Linked DNA regions of Mus musculus: region 1 is linked to region 2. The links are chromatin loops, found by intact Hi-C in ENCODE. Cell type or tissue: gastrocnemius. All regions are shown on one strand.

Evidence for each region. A loop is a pair of places that touch in the nucleus more often than their neighbours do. Peaks named below come from ENCODE experiments on the same cell type or tissue, not always from the same donor. Only the 100,000 strongest peaks of a DNase experiment are listed, where the experiment ranks them.
Region 1: it touches region 2 in a loop (9-fold over the local background); 32 of 42 quality-filtered maps call a loop at or near these places.

The regions. Positions count from the first base shown.
Region 1 is chr2:93,222,128-93,230,127 of GRCm38, forward strand. Tspan18 (tetraspanin 18) reads right to left here. Exons shown (of 10, transcript NM_183180.2): 3 at 2,370-2,451; 4 at 585-657. The coding sequence starts at 647. All of the region lies in intron 1 of Gm32824 (a long non-coding RNA gene), which reads left to right. Among named protein-coding and RNA genes, the nearest start is that of Gm32824, 6.9 kb to the left of the region's middle. In gastrocnemius, a CTCF peak has its summit at 4,915 (motif pointing right); DNase peaks (open chromatin) are centred at 1,600, 4,678, 4,925, 5,257 and 2 more places.
Region 2 is chr2:93,329,140-93,337,139 of GRCm38, forward strand. Tspan18 (tetraspanin 18) reads right to left here and starts at 5,348. Exons shown (of 10, transcript NM_183180.2): 1 at 5,133-5,348. In gastrocnemius, a CTCF peak has its summit at 4,481; DNase peaks (open chromatin) are centred at 2,184, 4,482, 4,993 and 5,402; H3K4me3 peaks cover 2,149 bases; H3K27ac peaks cover 2,049 bases.

The DNA of each region.
Region 1 (8,000 bases), 110 kb before region 2:
CACGTGTGTGTGCACATGTGTGCACATTCATGTGTGACTGTGCACGTGTGTGCACATATGTTCATATTCATTTGTGTGACTGTGCACGTGTGTGCACATGTGTGCATATTCATGTGTGTGACTGTGCACGTGTGTGCGTGTGGAGGCCAGAAGTCAATCCCACGTGTTGTTCCCCAGGAGCCACACACACTGTTTTTTGAGACAGTGTTGGGTTAGGCAAAGCCTCAGGGGTGTCCCTCAGAGCTGGAGTAATGAACAAGTGCCACCACACCTGGCTTTTTATGTAGGTTCTGGGTACTGAACTTGGGTTGTAAATGAACCATCTTCCTAGTCTGTCTAGCATATCCTTTGCCAGAGGCTGTCCCATCTCAGGGTCTGGCTGAAATGTCTACTGTGATGGGAATGGGGGTGGGGACTCAGGAGTTGGGCAGTCAGTGCCAGGTCTTCCAGGAGACCTACTGGTCAGGCACTTCTGCCTGTGGATATTCAGCCTTCTGTGGCTATTTCAGGGAGAAGGCTAGCCTTGTCATCAGCAGAGGCTAGAGACCCAGGGGAGGGGCTGGAGAGAGGCAGGAGGCACTTACAAAAACGAAGAAATTGAAAACAAACATCAGATACTTCATGCAGCTCAGACAGTCGCCCTCCATGGTTCTTCACCTAGAAAACACAAGGCCATTCAATCCTTCTGGAGACACTCAGGTGGAGCCCAGCCCCAGCCCCCAGGAGACCTAGTAACCATCCTCTTTTAAGATCTGCAACTGGGTGAGACCAGATGGAGCTTTAAGCTGGGGCCCTAACTCTCATCCTCTAGTTCCCTGGCTCTGATCTGTCACCCTCCTCTGAGGTGCATGCCACACACCACACAGACACATTACACACTTCATATACCACACACACACACACACACACACACACACACACACACACCTAGAAAGAGACAGTCTCTGGAATGTCAGGCCCTCTGTGATACTCACTCCACCAAGCCCACAGGACGTGAGGAACAGCTATAATGAAGGCTGCGAGGACAGACCAGTCCTACCACCCTCAGGATCTCCGTGGACTTTGTTTTAGGGTCTAGACCCCAAATTCCTTGGAAATGCTAGGCTCTCTGGGGACTTGCAGAGATGAGGATTAAAAAGCCTAACCCTTGGAGGGTCCGTCCCTCCATATTTGGCTAGAGGCTCCATCCTGCGATGCTTGCTGAACACCAGGGACCTCACTGCAGCAACTCAGGTTTGTAGAAGGATGGGGATTTCCACTGGGAAGCATAGCTGTAGTCAGTTGTTCTCTGATCGGATTCCCTAAGGCCAGCCAAACCCTAATTATCTTCAGTATCTCCCACACCCCGACACAGTCCAGAACTCAGCCCTCTATCTCCAGCTGGCTTAGGGGCCAGTGTTTTGAACTGGGAGAAGAAAAGTCCCCCGAGGAGGAGACCCTGTTTTTCAGATTGCTGCAGAGTTCTCTGGTCTGCATGACTGCAGAACAAACCCCATGAGAATGATGGATGTTTGACAAAGACAGGATTACATAGATAAAGTCCTTTAGTCTTGGCCCGGAAGGATGGGAGCAAGGCCAGCGTCCAGGGCCAATGTGATCTGGTGTGAAGCCAGGCCTCTCACTGTGGGTGTGGGGCAGGGGAAGGGCAGTGGCGAGCAGGCTGGAAGTTGCTTCCACATGGCCCTTCTACAAGACAACCCAGGGATACGGGAGTGACAGTGTTGTCCAGGGCTTGGATATTTATCCCAGAGATCCCTCACCCAAGCCCAGGAGGGTCCTATGCTTATAGATGCATGCCATCCAAATTACTGCTTTAGGTAGAATAAAACCTTGAGGCTTTGAGGGGTGCTTCTGTCAAACACAACTAACAATTCTAAGCTTAGAATTGGCCTGGGATACTTCACGTCACTAGCACATCTTATGGAAGTCGTCATTCGTTTTGAAGAGTTGAGAAGTACTAATGTGGCCAGTGACCATGCCATGTAGGCAGCCAGTGATGGGTCCTACCTGGGGCAGCACAGCATTGTGTAGGCACCACCCACTATAGAGGTTGTGTGGCTACTCAGAAGCACCAAGCCATGACCAGTGTCACCGAGACACTTTCAGTGTCCGGGACAGACCAACACAGTGGCACCAGTTAACACAACTTCATGAATGAATGAATGAATGAATGAATGAATGAATGCATGCATGCATGGTGGGAAAGAGACAAAAAGGCAAGAGTAAGCAACCCAGAAACGGGGACCCGTACTCAAGAAAGAAACAGGTGGGGACAGATGATAGAGAGTGAGCAAGGGGGACCGCAAGGAAAGACACATAGATTGGACAGAGTCACAGTGGGGTACAGTGTAAGGGGACAGAAGTCTTACCTGGGCAGCTCTTCAGGAGTCAACAGGATGCAATCTCTTAGTTAGAGGGTCTCAGGTATGTCTCTCAGCAGCCCAGCTTGTCCTGGAAGAGAAAGTTCACCATGACAGGCTGTTGGGCATCGGGACACAATGAGTGCATTGCTCCTGATGTGCACCCAGGCAACGGCTCACTAACTGACCCGTGGCACTAAGGAAAAGCTGCAGAGACTTTGTGCCATGTTACCTGGGGAGGGCTACACTGGTTATCTCCTGACCACACAGCAGCCCCCTGTACTCTGCTGACCGCACAGGAGCTGTGTCTTCATCAATATCTGAACTGATATTAGACTAAGAGGAGGTGGCAGGTTTGGGTGGCCACCCATCTGATGCCATCTGGGAACCTGCTAGGATGTCTCTGCATCAGGGCCATGCCACCACATCCTACCCCCTGACACAGGCTCCCCTTAGGGAGGATTTGATGCAGGGAGTCTTTCTTGTTTTGGTTTTGTTTTGTTTTGTGGTTTTGGTTTTGGTTTTTTGTCTTTTTCAAGACAGGTTTCTCTGTGTAGTCTTGGCTGTCCTGGAACTCACTCTGTAGACCAGACTGGCCTCGAACTCAGAAATCCACCTGCCTCTGCCTCCCAAGTGCTGGGATTAAAGGCGTGTGCCACCACTGCCCAGCATGCTTTTCTTGGTTTTAAAGCATTAAGATTTGCTATAAAGTTCATCGAGAGAGCCAGATCCCAACAGCGCCAAGGAAACTGGGCTTATTCTGTGGAGACTTGTGTTAATCACACCTGTGAGGAGTTCTACAGTCCAGATCTCATTACAGGCTGTGTTGGACAACAGACCCAGGAGAAGATCGGTACTTCCCCTATGGAGCTGGGATCAAGAGTCCTTCCCAAGAGGATTTCCAGGGCTCAAAAGACCTGTTCAGATGCTCTGACTTGGGATCAGTGAGAAATATTATGGGTGACAGAGTCTCCCTCTTCCTATCACAATTTCTCTCACTCTTCCACCAATCCACCGATTCATAGGATTCATCTGCCCATCCATCCATCTATACATCCATCAATCCACCTATCCATCCATCCATCTATCCATCCACCCACCCGTCCGTCCATACATCCACCCATCCATCCACTTGCCTACCATCCTACCTGACCTGACTGGTAAGGATTCCCTAAAAATTGGTCCTGGTGGTGTTCAGGTCTTTGTACTTCTGCCTTGGCGGGACTCAAAAGGGAAGAACTTCAGAAAGGGCAGAGAGGGGGCTTCCAGGTCTGACAAGCCTAAAAGCTTTAGACAGAACTTCACCAGAGATCACTAACTGGACAAGATGAAGCCACCTGACTTGTCACAGCTCTGGGGCCATTCTGGGAGCTGTGGTTCTGTGGCTAATCCATGCTTAGCCATGGGGTTTAGGGAAACGGGGTTGGGTCATGGTTTCCCAAGCCCTCCTCTTCCCCTGCCTGATCCCTGCCCTGGTCCAGCACTGTCACACATGTCTACCAACCCAGGCCATGGCCCTAATTGAGTTCTGTATCATTTTGTCTGAATACAGGGTAGGGAATGAAGGTTACACGGGAGTCAACCCAGTGTCCAGGAGGAGCGGGTGGCTAGCTGTTACTTCCTCACCAAGGAGCCTCCACTACATGTGTGCTGTCTGCTGGCACACAGACCATCTTTGAGGTCACCCCACTCCTATTGTCCCCACTCTCCTTTCCTTCTGTCCTGGAAATCCTGTCCCACAATCCAACTTTCATCTGCCTAGAAAATGTGGCTCCATTCATTTCAGAGCCTGGGACAGCCCCTGCCTTCCTTTGAGACCTTGGGAAAATCACTCGGAGAACTGAAATGATCAGTTTTGAAACCAAAGGTGGCTGAAAGAATCCATAGTGCCAGAGGGGACACATAGAGGGCTGAGGAACTGTGGTCCTCAGTGTCATTATACACCATGAGTAAAGGGATGCCGACCCAGATCCCTGGTATCCGGAGTGGAGGAGGGTGTGGGGAGGACCACAGATGCAGTGCATGGTTGGCATCGGTACAACCAGAAGCATGTAATTTAACTGAAAAAAAAAAAAAAAAAACAGAGCTCCTGGAAAGACGGTACCCATGGGACACAGAGGCAGAGGCAGCTCCTGAGAGAGGAAGAACCATGCCTTAGTGGCCAACATCTCTGACCTGAGCTAAGTAGCTGAGCACAGAGCCTGGGAACGCTGCTCAAACCCTCCCCTGAGCCAGCTGGAGACTGTAGGGGCAGGACCTGGCCCTGCCGTTCCCTGACAGATGGGAGCCCCTAGGCCCAGAGAGGGCAGGGATGGGGCCGAGGTTCTGCAGTGTCCTGGGGCTTTCCGCAGCAGGCTCCCGCCTGGGCCAGACAGCTTTATTAATCTTGTCCCTCTCCTGGCCCCACATGGCTGCTCAGCCCATCTGCAGGGATGTGGGGCTAGGAGGGGTGCTCTGAGAAAGAAGAATAGCTAGGTTCATAAATCACTCCTTCTGCCTTCAGTACCCCCAGAGCACCTCTGAGGCGGCACAGCCAGGCCCAGCTTGTCTTGTGCAAACCGGTGCCAGCAGAGGGCGCTGTGGTCCTGGGTGGAGCCGCTGCTGGGTCCCGGTGCAACTAGTGTTTGGATTCTACTCCCACAAGCTGAGGATGGTTGTCTCCTGTCTCCTCTCCTCTGGGGGAGCCCGCACCTCTCACCTGGAACCTGAAGATTCTCAGCTCCAACTCCCTCCCCCCCACCCCCACCCCGCCGCCCGTGGTCGTTGCCAGGATGGGAGAGGCTGATTAGCTGCAAACATTCACAGTACATTCATTTCCTTGTCACTCTTCTCCCAGCATCTACAGAACCAGCCCTGGGTTTGGTCCAGTGGAGGCCAGCGGCCGTGCTTTCCTTCCGCTGCCACCATCACTGGACTCTAGTGGAGACCACTAACCCAATCCCCAGAGAGCAGTATTGACAGCCACATCCTCAGAGTGCCTGGGCATGCCAGACAAGACCCAGAATAAAGTGCACCAGCAGGCCTGGAGGTCTTGCGGGGGGGGGGGGGGGAGGGTGGACTTACGGTTTTTTTATGGTGACCTGCTGATGATGCCAGTGCCTGTAAGCTCACTTGATCCTCCCAAAAGCTCAGGAAAGTTCATGATGTTAATCACTATCCTGGGTGAAATGAAGCCCCAAAGGCTGGAAGTGGTTAGAAAGTCCCAGAAATGGATAAAACGATACCCAGCCAAGATGGGCACTTAAACCAGCACTAACATGGAAGGCACTTGTGAGCACAGCAACCGGTTGGGGCCATCCAGTTCTGGCTGGGAGAGGGGGGCTCTTTGGCTCACTGGCTGTGCCTCTGGGCCTCGTCCCAAGACAGACGGGCTGGGCTCATAAACAAGCAATTGGCTTGAAATCCTGGGGAGTCTGCCCATGGCACAGGGCAGGCTCAGTGAAAGGGGGGTGGGGGTGGGTGGAAGCCTAATTAGGCTCCAGAGAAGCAGGGCCTGAGGGGAGGGCCACTGTAGTGAAACTGAATTCAAAGGACAGCCTTCCCTGCCGGGTGATCACTGAGCCATGAATATCCAGGGCTGCAGGGCAAGGCAGCATCTGGGAGGCCCCATTACAAGTCTGTGAGCCTAGGGTCTCTAGCTCTGCCTCGGCCCCCTGTTGCATTCAGACACTTCCCAGGGCTCCTCCCACCAGAGCATTCTCAAAGACACAACATGGTGGGGACTGTCTCTAACTCCTCATTTCACGAGCTGCACACAGGTCCAGAACCACTAGCTCCAACAGCCCGTACTACTAGACCCTTTACCCTGTGTCCTTCTCAGAATGTTCTTTGCCTTCGGTTGACTAGCAAAAAGCTCTTGGCACCCTGACCTCACTGGGTTGTCTACGCAGGGAGATGGCATTCCTGGGTCTCAGATGAAGACATGGTGTCATTAGACCAAACACACTACAGGTTGCAGGAGCTACTGAGACAAAAGTTCTTTCCCCCAGATCAAGTCCTCTAGCCACAGCCAGCTTGCTGAAGTAACTCCCTGTCACTCCCGGTGCTGGGGTGCATTTCAGCGGCAGAGGCCTTGGTCTCAGGCCTTGCTCAGCAGGCCTTCTGCTTCCTCTCACCCTCATCTGTGCTCCCTTTCTGTCTTTCATCTCTCTGAGCCTGAGTTGGAAACGAGACCCTTTGAAAGGCTTAGTGATCCATCCCAAAATACTCGGTGCTGTTGCTGGGGCAACCTGGCCTATCACAACAGCCAGGATTGAAATGGTGAATGGGTTCACGGGTATTAAGGGGGCCTGGGAACTGGGAGGGCAGGGGCACAGGTCTGACTGGGAGAGAGGGGGCATAGGAGACCCCAGGAATTCCTGATGAAGCTGTCTCCCAACCCCCACAGAAAAAGGATCCCCGTCATCATCGCTGTGATATGTCTGACAGGCTCAGATGGGTGACAGGGGGAAGTCAGACAGAGGGAGAGACAAGGAATGTGCTAGCTGAGAAAACATGGTGGGGTGGGCTAAGGGAGTGTCCTGAAGGAATTTCCCCATTTGCAGGTGGGAAACGAAAACTGCATTTCCCTGGACATGGCTCATCCGAGTCTCACCATAACCCCACAAAGCAGGTTTATCATCATCCCTTTCTGATAGCTGAGGAGCTGATCAGAGAGGTGAAGTAACTTGCCCAAAGCCACACAGCTACCAAGCAGCAGACTGCAAGCCAGTGCTCTCTACACAGCCTGTCAGAAGCCATGTCAGTGGTGCCAGCCAGTCACTCACAGCAGCAAACAGGAGACATGGTCACAGACCTAACAGGTCCCAGCTCCCTTTCACAGATGGGGAAATTGAGGCATCAATTAGCACTTCTCTAAACAGCCAATGAATGTCAAAGACCTTCTGAGCGGACAGCCTCATTCTCAGGCCTCTTCAGGTTCTTTCTGTTATCTAACCACATTCACACCTGCTTTAGCTCAATCATAGCCCAACCCTGCACCAATCTTTTTCCCTGACAACCCCTCATTTCATGCTCTCACTTGATTCTTAGGACAGCCAGGCAGGGAGAGGGGACCAGGTTAAGGAGCCCAGATTAGGTGGCACAGCTACACCCGGACTTGCTTGCTTTAGCCCAGGCACTTGGCCTTCAGTTTTCCTGCCACTGTGATATCTTAGTTCCTTCAGCCTGGGCCTATCACTGTTCTGTCGTCTTCACAGTCTGCCTCTCTCTGTATGGCGTTTCACTCCCTCGTACCTGGACTGCCGGGAAACTCAGATTCCAGGGCTGGGGATGATCTCTCCACAGCTGGCTTCCCACAGCCCAGGGCCAGGAAGCCTTAGTAGCAGAAGCAGAACTCAGGCCCCAGAGGGCTCACTGGATAGTAAATGCAGGAGGTCGGACCTGCAGTGCAGCGACATCTGTTCTCACGTGACCCAAGGGGCTCAGTGGGGAAAGGTGCCTGCCACCCGCCCATGCAAGCCTAACACCTGAGTTAGCTCCCTGGAAACCGCATCAAGGTAGAGAGAAGTAACTCCACAGCATTGCTCTCTAACTCCATATGATGGCTATGGCATGTACACCCCCAGCACAACATCATCATCACCATCATCATCACCATCATCACCATCACCATCACCATCATCAATAAAATAAATTTAA
Region 2 (8,000 bases):
GGCACCACCACCTGAAGTGTGTCACAGGCCCAATATGATCACTTAAAATCATGTCCCCATGTGCAGACTGTGTCCCACTGGGTCAGTTAGGGATAAGCCTAATGTCTGAAGGACTGGTGACCCAGCCATCCCAAAGGGGCCTGGAATGTTCCTCTCAGTACTCTGCTGCCAATGTCAACGCCAAGCTGGAGTTTCTCGTGGGCCCAGCTGCCCTTGACTGGTTAGAACCAGGTAACAGATCTGGCCAACGTCCCAGAGTTGAGTGAGATATACCACCTCCCACTGCGCATGGAATGCCTGCTGGCATTCCCAGCATCCTCTTCTCCTCCTGTAGTGACTTCAGTGCCATCTACATGGTTCAGAAGAGCAGCCATAGACATACCAGGGTTACCATCCGAAGCACCACAAAAAGCAGAAATGAGCAGACAAGCAAGCAGGGAATCTAAGGTGCAAGGGAGTTCTCTGTCACTCAGCCTAACAGAACACAGAGGCCATCATTCTGATTTTTCACAGACAAGGAATGGGCACAGAAACATGATGGGACACTAACTGCAGATCCAGAGCCTCTTCCTGTTATAGCCTGTTGTGATTTCCTAAGATTATCCCCCTCCTGTAAGCAACTAGGTCTCCAAGCTTCTTAACCCACCTGTCCCCGAGATGGCCGAATGGTATATGCAAGACAAAAAGAGCAAGAACGGTCAAAAGTGTGTGTGTGTGTGTGTGTGTGTACACCTGTATGTGTGTATGCATGCGTATATGAATGTGTGTGTGCGTGCTTGTGTGTATGTGTGCGTGTGTGTATGTGTGAATGTGTGTGTGTGTTGTGTGTGTGTGTGTCAAGTGGGTGGCCCAATTTCAAAGATCCTTATTGGGGTTCTGGGGTTCAGGAGAAGCACAACACAATGGCTGAGCGCACAGGATGAAGAGCCAACATGAGCTAACCTCAAACCCAAACCCCACTGCTGACTCCACTATCTCAGAGCCTTATTTTCCTATCTATAAAATGGGAACAATAACTAAAGCCCCCAGAGACCAGAGATGAGGACAGAGAGTAGTCCAGCCCTGACTCATGGGAACAGTCTCACATTTCTATACCATCACATGCAAGATGGACTAGAACCATAGCCTTCCTGGGGAAGAGGCTGGTGCAGTCTGAACTGCCCCCTCCCAAGCAGTTTGAGGAAGCTGCCCCAGCCCATACAGTGGGCATAGTCCCACTTCACAGACCTCAGAGCTGGCCCAGCCCACATCCACAGAGGGTATCTGGATCGGCTGGGGAAATGCAGCCCTCAGATCCCGAGAGCATTTATCTGAAAGTCCCAAGGGCTTTAGAGGCATGCTTAGCCCCTGGTCCTAGAACCCAGTGGACTCATCCCAGGGCTGGGGTGGTTTTGGAAGCTGTTTATCGGGCCAGCTTCTCATTGGCACCCGCAGGCTTGGTACTCAATTTGGATGGAATGCAGATCGGAGAGGAAAGGAAGAACTGGTAGATAATGGCGGAGAGACTAGACATAACACTGGCTATCCTGCAACGGGGACAGGGCTGCCCACTGAGGTAGTAAAATAAGAAAACAACCAGAAGACCAACTTATTGACAATATTCCACCCCTAAACACTGGGAAGATAACAGTCTGTGCTGTGCGTCAGATACTGCGCCGAGTGTTTTATTAGGATGATCTCACTGTGGGGCCACTGCAGGCTGAAGGGAGAGATTGCTAATTCCATTTTATAGAACTTGGAAGGCACTGGAAGGTGAGTGACCTAAGGTCACATAATTGGCAAGCAGGTAGACAGAACTTAAACCCAGGTGCTCTAATCACCATGGGGTGATTTTTCTAAACAGAGAGCCTGAGGCTCAGAAAAGGGCAGTGACTTAGCTGAAGTCACACAGCCTCATCTATGGCAGATCAAGCCTTCTAATTCTAGGTTCCCTGGGTTTTCTACTCTATCTTACTCCACCACAGCTCTCACGAGCCTGTTTCTTCTTATGCCCAACCCAGAAGTCTAGGATAGGAGCCAGGGTCCTTCTGATAGCCTACGTCAGCTGCAGACCCGGGTTTCACCATCACATTCCGTCTTTCTTTGTAAAAATAAAAACCAAAATCCTTGTGATCTGCCTCACTCCATCACATGGAGCACCGGCACTCGATGCCAGCCCTAGTGGCAGGAGGCACCCAAGCTGGCATGTTTGCCTGAGAACATTGGGTTGCAGGGATGCTCAGCAGCTGCCATCATCTGTTCTCTGGGGCCAAGTGCTGGGTGCTGCACTCTCTCTATGGAGTCCCAGCTGAGTTCAGACAACCAACCGTTCCTGATTCCCCTTTTCAGTGGTTGATGAAATGGGCCAGAAGAGCACCTCTCTCAACAGGGAGGGGTTGCTAAAATGTGTGGTCCAGCCGCAGGCCCTGGCTCTGCCCAGGGAATGGGGGTTAGATAGGCATCCAGACAAAGATGCCTGCACCAGCTGCTGTGACACTCCTAGCAGAGATGGGTCACACTCCCTTCTCTCTACCCCAACCTGCTGGATTGAGTGTGAGTCCACTGGGTTCTAGTACCAGAGGCTAAGCAAGGGGAGGCCAGGCACCCTGGTGAAGAACCAGCATTCTGTTCAGCTAGACCAGAGGCAACATCCAGCTTGGTTGTCCAGAATCCCAAAAGGCTTCCCTGGATTTAAGTCACAAGACCCCTCTATCCCCAGAGCTGTTTACAGAGAGGGAAGAGGGGCCACTGAGAAAGTGGTTCATCTAAGGCCTCCATGAGAAGCTAACTGGTTGGATTTCAAATCTGCCCTTTCTCCTCTACCAGCCCCTTCCCACAAACCCCCCTAATATCTTGACTCCAAACCCAACCAGTCCCAAGTCCAAAGCACTAAAATGTCACTTAGATGGTAGGGGACTATTTCCAGCCTGGTGTGGAAGTTACCAGAAAACTGGGGGAGGGGTCCTTTCTGGATTCAGATCAGTCTGTCCTAGGTGCAAGTCCAGAGGTTTGTTTCCTCAAAGCTCCCTGGAGATTCAGTGATTGACTGGCATCTTGGTCTTGGGGACAGAGAGACAAAGAAATGAGCCTGGGCTTGGACTACTGAGAAGTCAGAAACTGGGGAATCTACCTGGAGTCCAAGAGACAGGACCAGAGGCAGGAGCAACTTTGGAAGGTGGAGAACCTCTATGTTGTCTTCAGTGTGAGGGCTGGGGTGAGTAAGGAGTAAAGAGAAGAGACAGCACCCAGAATCTGCAGGCCTTCGGGTTGGGAACATGCTAATACCCACGTTCCAGGGGTGGGCGGGGCTCTCCAACTAGGCTACACACACACACACACACACACACACACACACACACACACTGAGAGCCATTAAAACTAAAACAAACAACACTCTTCTTTTGTTTTCTGGCATGTCTTAAAGACAAACCCAGTGACAAGGGTCCCCACCCTTTCCTTTGCCTCTCTGCGTTGGCTCTGCCATTCCAAACAGAAGCCAGGCAGATAGGATGATCTGTCTGATGGAAACTTTGTCCTGGATGGGGGTACTAGCTGTATCCAATAAACACATGTGGTTTCTACCCAGGCTGAAGGCAGGACCCCATCTGTATCTTGGGGACCCATTCCCAACACCTGTGTGTGTGTGTGTGTGTGTGTGTGTGTGTGTGTGTGGTGGGGTATATGGAATAGCTTGGATGGTGAGCACGAATTCCTAGCAAGGGCACATGAAAACTTCAGTCGGTGTGAAGCTACGGTCTCTGTGAGCTTATCTGTACTCTCTTGGGGGAACAGAGAGAAGTTTAGTGAGAAGAGAAGGCACCAATTCCCTCCAAAGTCCCCTCCATAAGAACAGCCTTTCACACAACAAAGATGACCCTTTCCACCCACACAATACAGGAGTCTAAGAGTACAGGAAGGAAGAAAGTGCGTTTTCACCAGCATGTGGGACGTGATCATAGAGATGCATGTGGGACCTCAGGCCCAGGACATGGAGTGCTCTCGGTAATGGGTGAGGAGTGTATCCCTTTTGATGAAACTATAGAAATTCCTATGCCCCCAATCTACCTATGCCCAGAGAGAGGACAAATCCTGCCCACCACGCCCAGAGATCTGACCAGGACCAGGACAAAAGATGCCACTTTTACAAAAATGGCTGGGTTTCAGTAACTTCAAGTAAATCCAACTAATGTTCTATCCTATTGTCTCCATGCAGGCTTGCTGTTCATGTAAACTTTCTTTTGTTTTTCTGGGTGTAAATTGTTCACTCATCCTTGCCAGCAGCCCACCTCATGACACTGATCCGTCTGATCGTTGCACATCAGTCTCACAGTGGGTGCACCTCCGTCCGATTCTCTGGGACAAGGTGGGGAGCTCCTCCAAACAGACCCCACGCGCATTGCCTTGGTCCATCTGCGGTTCCATGAGCTCAGAAACTCAGAGAAGCTCCTAGGCTGGTCTGGGAAGCCGATCTGGCCAGGGAAGGGCGCCCCCTGGCGAGACAACTCTCCCAGCGCAAGCAGGACCCGGAGCCCGCGCGCGCCCACCTCGGCCAGCCACGCTAAGGAACCCACGGCCACCACACCCCACATCCGGCCGCAAGGAGCTCCGGACCCGCCCGGGAACCTCCTAGGTCTCCACATCCACGGAGCTGGACATCTTCCCGCGCAAGGAATGATAACTCGGGTGCGAGAGCAAAATCTAGGAGCGTTCTCCAGGCCCTGCTACCAGGGTCCCACGAAGGCGAAGAGCGCTCGGTGCCCCAGCCCGATCGGCTGTCCGCCGCGCCCAAGCCCGGCTCCGTGTCCCCCGTTGTGACCTGCTTGTGTGCAGGGTCACTTGGGCTCACCCCTTCACTCTCGGTACAGCCCCGGCCAACACACCGGCTCTGGGAGTCCCACCTGCCGCCTTACTGTCGCCTGAGCCCCCGAGATCGCTGGGCGCAGAATGGCTGCACCTGACCTGGGCGAAGTCGCGACCCGAGCATGCTCCGGGTCACTCAGTGCGGCGCTGTCCCCGCCCCCAGGGGAGTCGCTTCAGAACTTGGTGGCCGCTTACCCGAGCGTCCTGGGACCCGCACTGATCTGGGATCTCCCCCGAAGCGCGCGGTATCCCGGGGCCAGTACGCACAGAGGGGCTCAGTGATTGAATCCTACCTGGCAGAGGCTCGGCCGCGGGGTAAAGTTTCCCCAGGCGCAGAGTGCGCTCGCAACTTGCGGGGCACCGGTAGTCCTGCGCCGCGGCGCTGGGCTAGGCGTCAAAGCGACAAGGAGCGGCGACGCCCGCTGGGGGCCAGGGCCGGGCGGCCTGGCGTGGCTGGGCTTCGGAATCGCACAGCGTTGCGTCCGCCTGCAGCTTGCAGCCCCTGAGACGCCGGCGGCAGCTGCAGCGGCTCACCCGCCACCGCCGCCGGCCACACCTCCCGCCACCCTCCGGCCCGCCCTCCCGCTCCCTCCGCCCCAGCCTCCGCCCCTCCGTCTCCTGTCGCCACTACTGCCGCCGCGGTGCTGGCGCGTCTCCGGGGCGGACACGGCTCTCATGGTCCACGGCCGCTCTCTCACCGGGTCCTAGAGCGTGGTTTCTGGAACTGTGCTCTCCCGATGTCCTCTGCACTCCTAGCCTCAATGTCTGAATTTAGGAGATTGCTGGAGAAGGGTGAAGGTAGCACGCTAGACTGGGACATTTATTCCCTGGAAGCTTTCTCGCTGTTATCACACCGTGTGTGGGACTGCAGGGCTGGGGTGTGGGATTCTCCATTGCGATGTCGCGTCTTGGTTTCCCACTTACTGCCAGGGAAGTACCAGATAGAAACCTGTGCAGCAAGCTCTATTAGGGTTCATTGTTGGTGCCTCCCAACCCCATCCGCTGTAAACTATAGCACTGCTAAGGACCAGACCAGTGAGAGGCTCTCACTTCATCCTCTCCTCCACTGGGGTTCACTAAGACAGCTAACCTATGCTATACAGAACCCATATAAAATTCACAAGCAGGCACTCAAGAGCCACAACCTAAGAAAGACTGTCATGAGAAGGCTCAAATCGTTGGCAGCAATTATCAGTGTCTCAGCTTTGAAAAGTCCTGTGAGGCCACACACACACAAATCAAACTACACTCTACAGGAGACCACTTGGCCCACTGATCTCACCCAGGACAGACACTCTTTGACTTCAGTGTGGAACTTGGTGAAGTCAGGATGCTAGACAGAGCTTTGAAGGGTAAACAGAAAACCAGACTTGGTATTTTCAAGCCCACAGTCCAAGAAGTAAAATGTCTAAGGTCTCAGGGCTGTTCCTTTGAACCACTTCACAGAGAGAGGCCAAGAAGGGGATTTGACAGAGGGGCATGCAGTTTCGAGAACAGTGGACCAATGGCGTAGGTGTGGAAGTCTGTCAATATATAGATACCTCTTCAGCTTCCCAAACAGAGTGTGTGTGTGTGGGGGGGGGGGGTGGGGCACGGAACCCTCTGGCTGAGAACCCTCACAGGCCCTTAACTCAAGGCTGCTGCTGTAAAAGACTGCTGCATGGGCCTCCTGGGAACCAAGAGGGGCATCCCAGAAACTTAAGCAGAATCAAGCTGTGAGGGAAAAGGCCCAGGCTTGGCAGACAGGAGGGGCCTTTAAAGATTAAGTTTTGACAAAAGCAGGCACAGTGTAGTTTAGGGGAGACAGCACAAGCTGGGGGCCAGCAAGATGGCTCCCTGCTAACAGGTACTTGCCACCAGCCCTGACTCCTGAATTCCACCCCAGAACCAACTAAGTAGATGGAAAGAAGATTGGGCCGGCTGTACATCTCACGTCCAGTTAGGACAGTGGATCTAACTCCAGGCCTCCGTTTCCTTCTGCCTCCTTGAGAACGTTAGTCTGACTGGGCCCAAGGATGACGGCTGCCTGCTTAAGTGCTTTCTTTAAATCAGCACTTATTTTATATTTTGTTTTACTTAAACGAGTTTGTTTTTAAACAGTGATATGTTCTACCACGGCCATAAATGGAAGAGCAGTGTCGGATTGCTATAAATAGAAGGATATCATAAAACAAATACAGTGCGAATAAAATGGTGTCATTAAACTCCAACAACGGATCTTCAGTCATAATAAAAGAAAGTGTAACAAGATGCCGCTGGCTGCTTTGGCTAAGAAGGGCTGAGCATCGCAGGGCTCACTCCCACTTGGAGTCCAGTGAGCGCCAAAAAGGTCACTAAAGACACATTAGCAACCAGCGTGGGACACCGCACACCAGGAAACATGATACCTGTATAGCAGAGACAGAAAAGTGCCTTTTTTCTCCCCCAAAATGGGGACCCTGGAAGTTTAGTCCCATGAGACATAAGACCACATTTTGATGCTGGGAGAGCTAGTCTCCTATTCATAGAACAATCTTAGTCTTAGTGTTTCCACATGCAAAGTTGAGCAAACAACCTGTAGGGTCCCTTCAACTGTTCTGTCGGGAAACCAAGAAAGTTCCCCAAATGGTGGCTTATCATGAGGTTTCAGGCAGGCAATGAAGTATTCCAAGGGGATGGAGTGGGGAGGGGAGAAAGACAGCCCAGGGGTGAAATGGAAGGGCCAGCTAGCTCTGACCAAGGAGATGCCAGGTTAGCACAGACCCAGAAGCCGCCAGGTTCAGAAGGCCCAGGATTCCTCATTTGCCCACTCCAAAGAAACCCCATGGGGATTCATCGTAGTCCAGCTACTTCATTGTCTTCATGGGGATGCTGAGAAAGATTGGTGGGGTTGACAGATGAGCATGGCAATAACATGGGGCCTCCTGACTCCTGGGTCAAGACCTCCCAACTCCCTGCATAGGGAGGGGTTTGATAGTTAATACCGTCAATTTGACAGAATCTAGACTCATCTAGAAGCTGGATCTCTATTATGTCTTTGAGGGAGTTTCTGAATTGGGTTAATGAAAGTGGGAGATCCTGGGCAGCACCATTGCATTGGCGGGGGTCCCCGACTGAGTAAGAAGAAAGCACCCACATCTCATCTCTCAGAGCCTCGATGGCGTGTGAATGTGGCCAGCTGT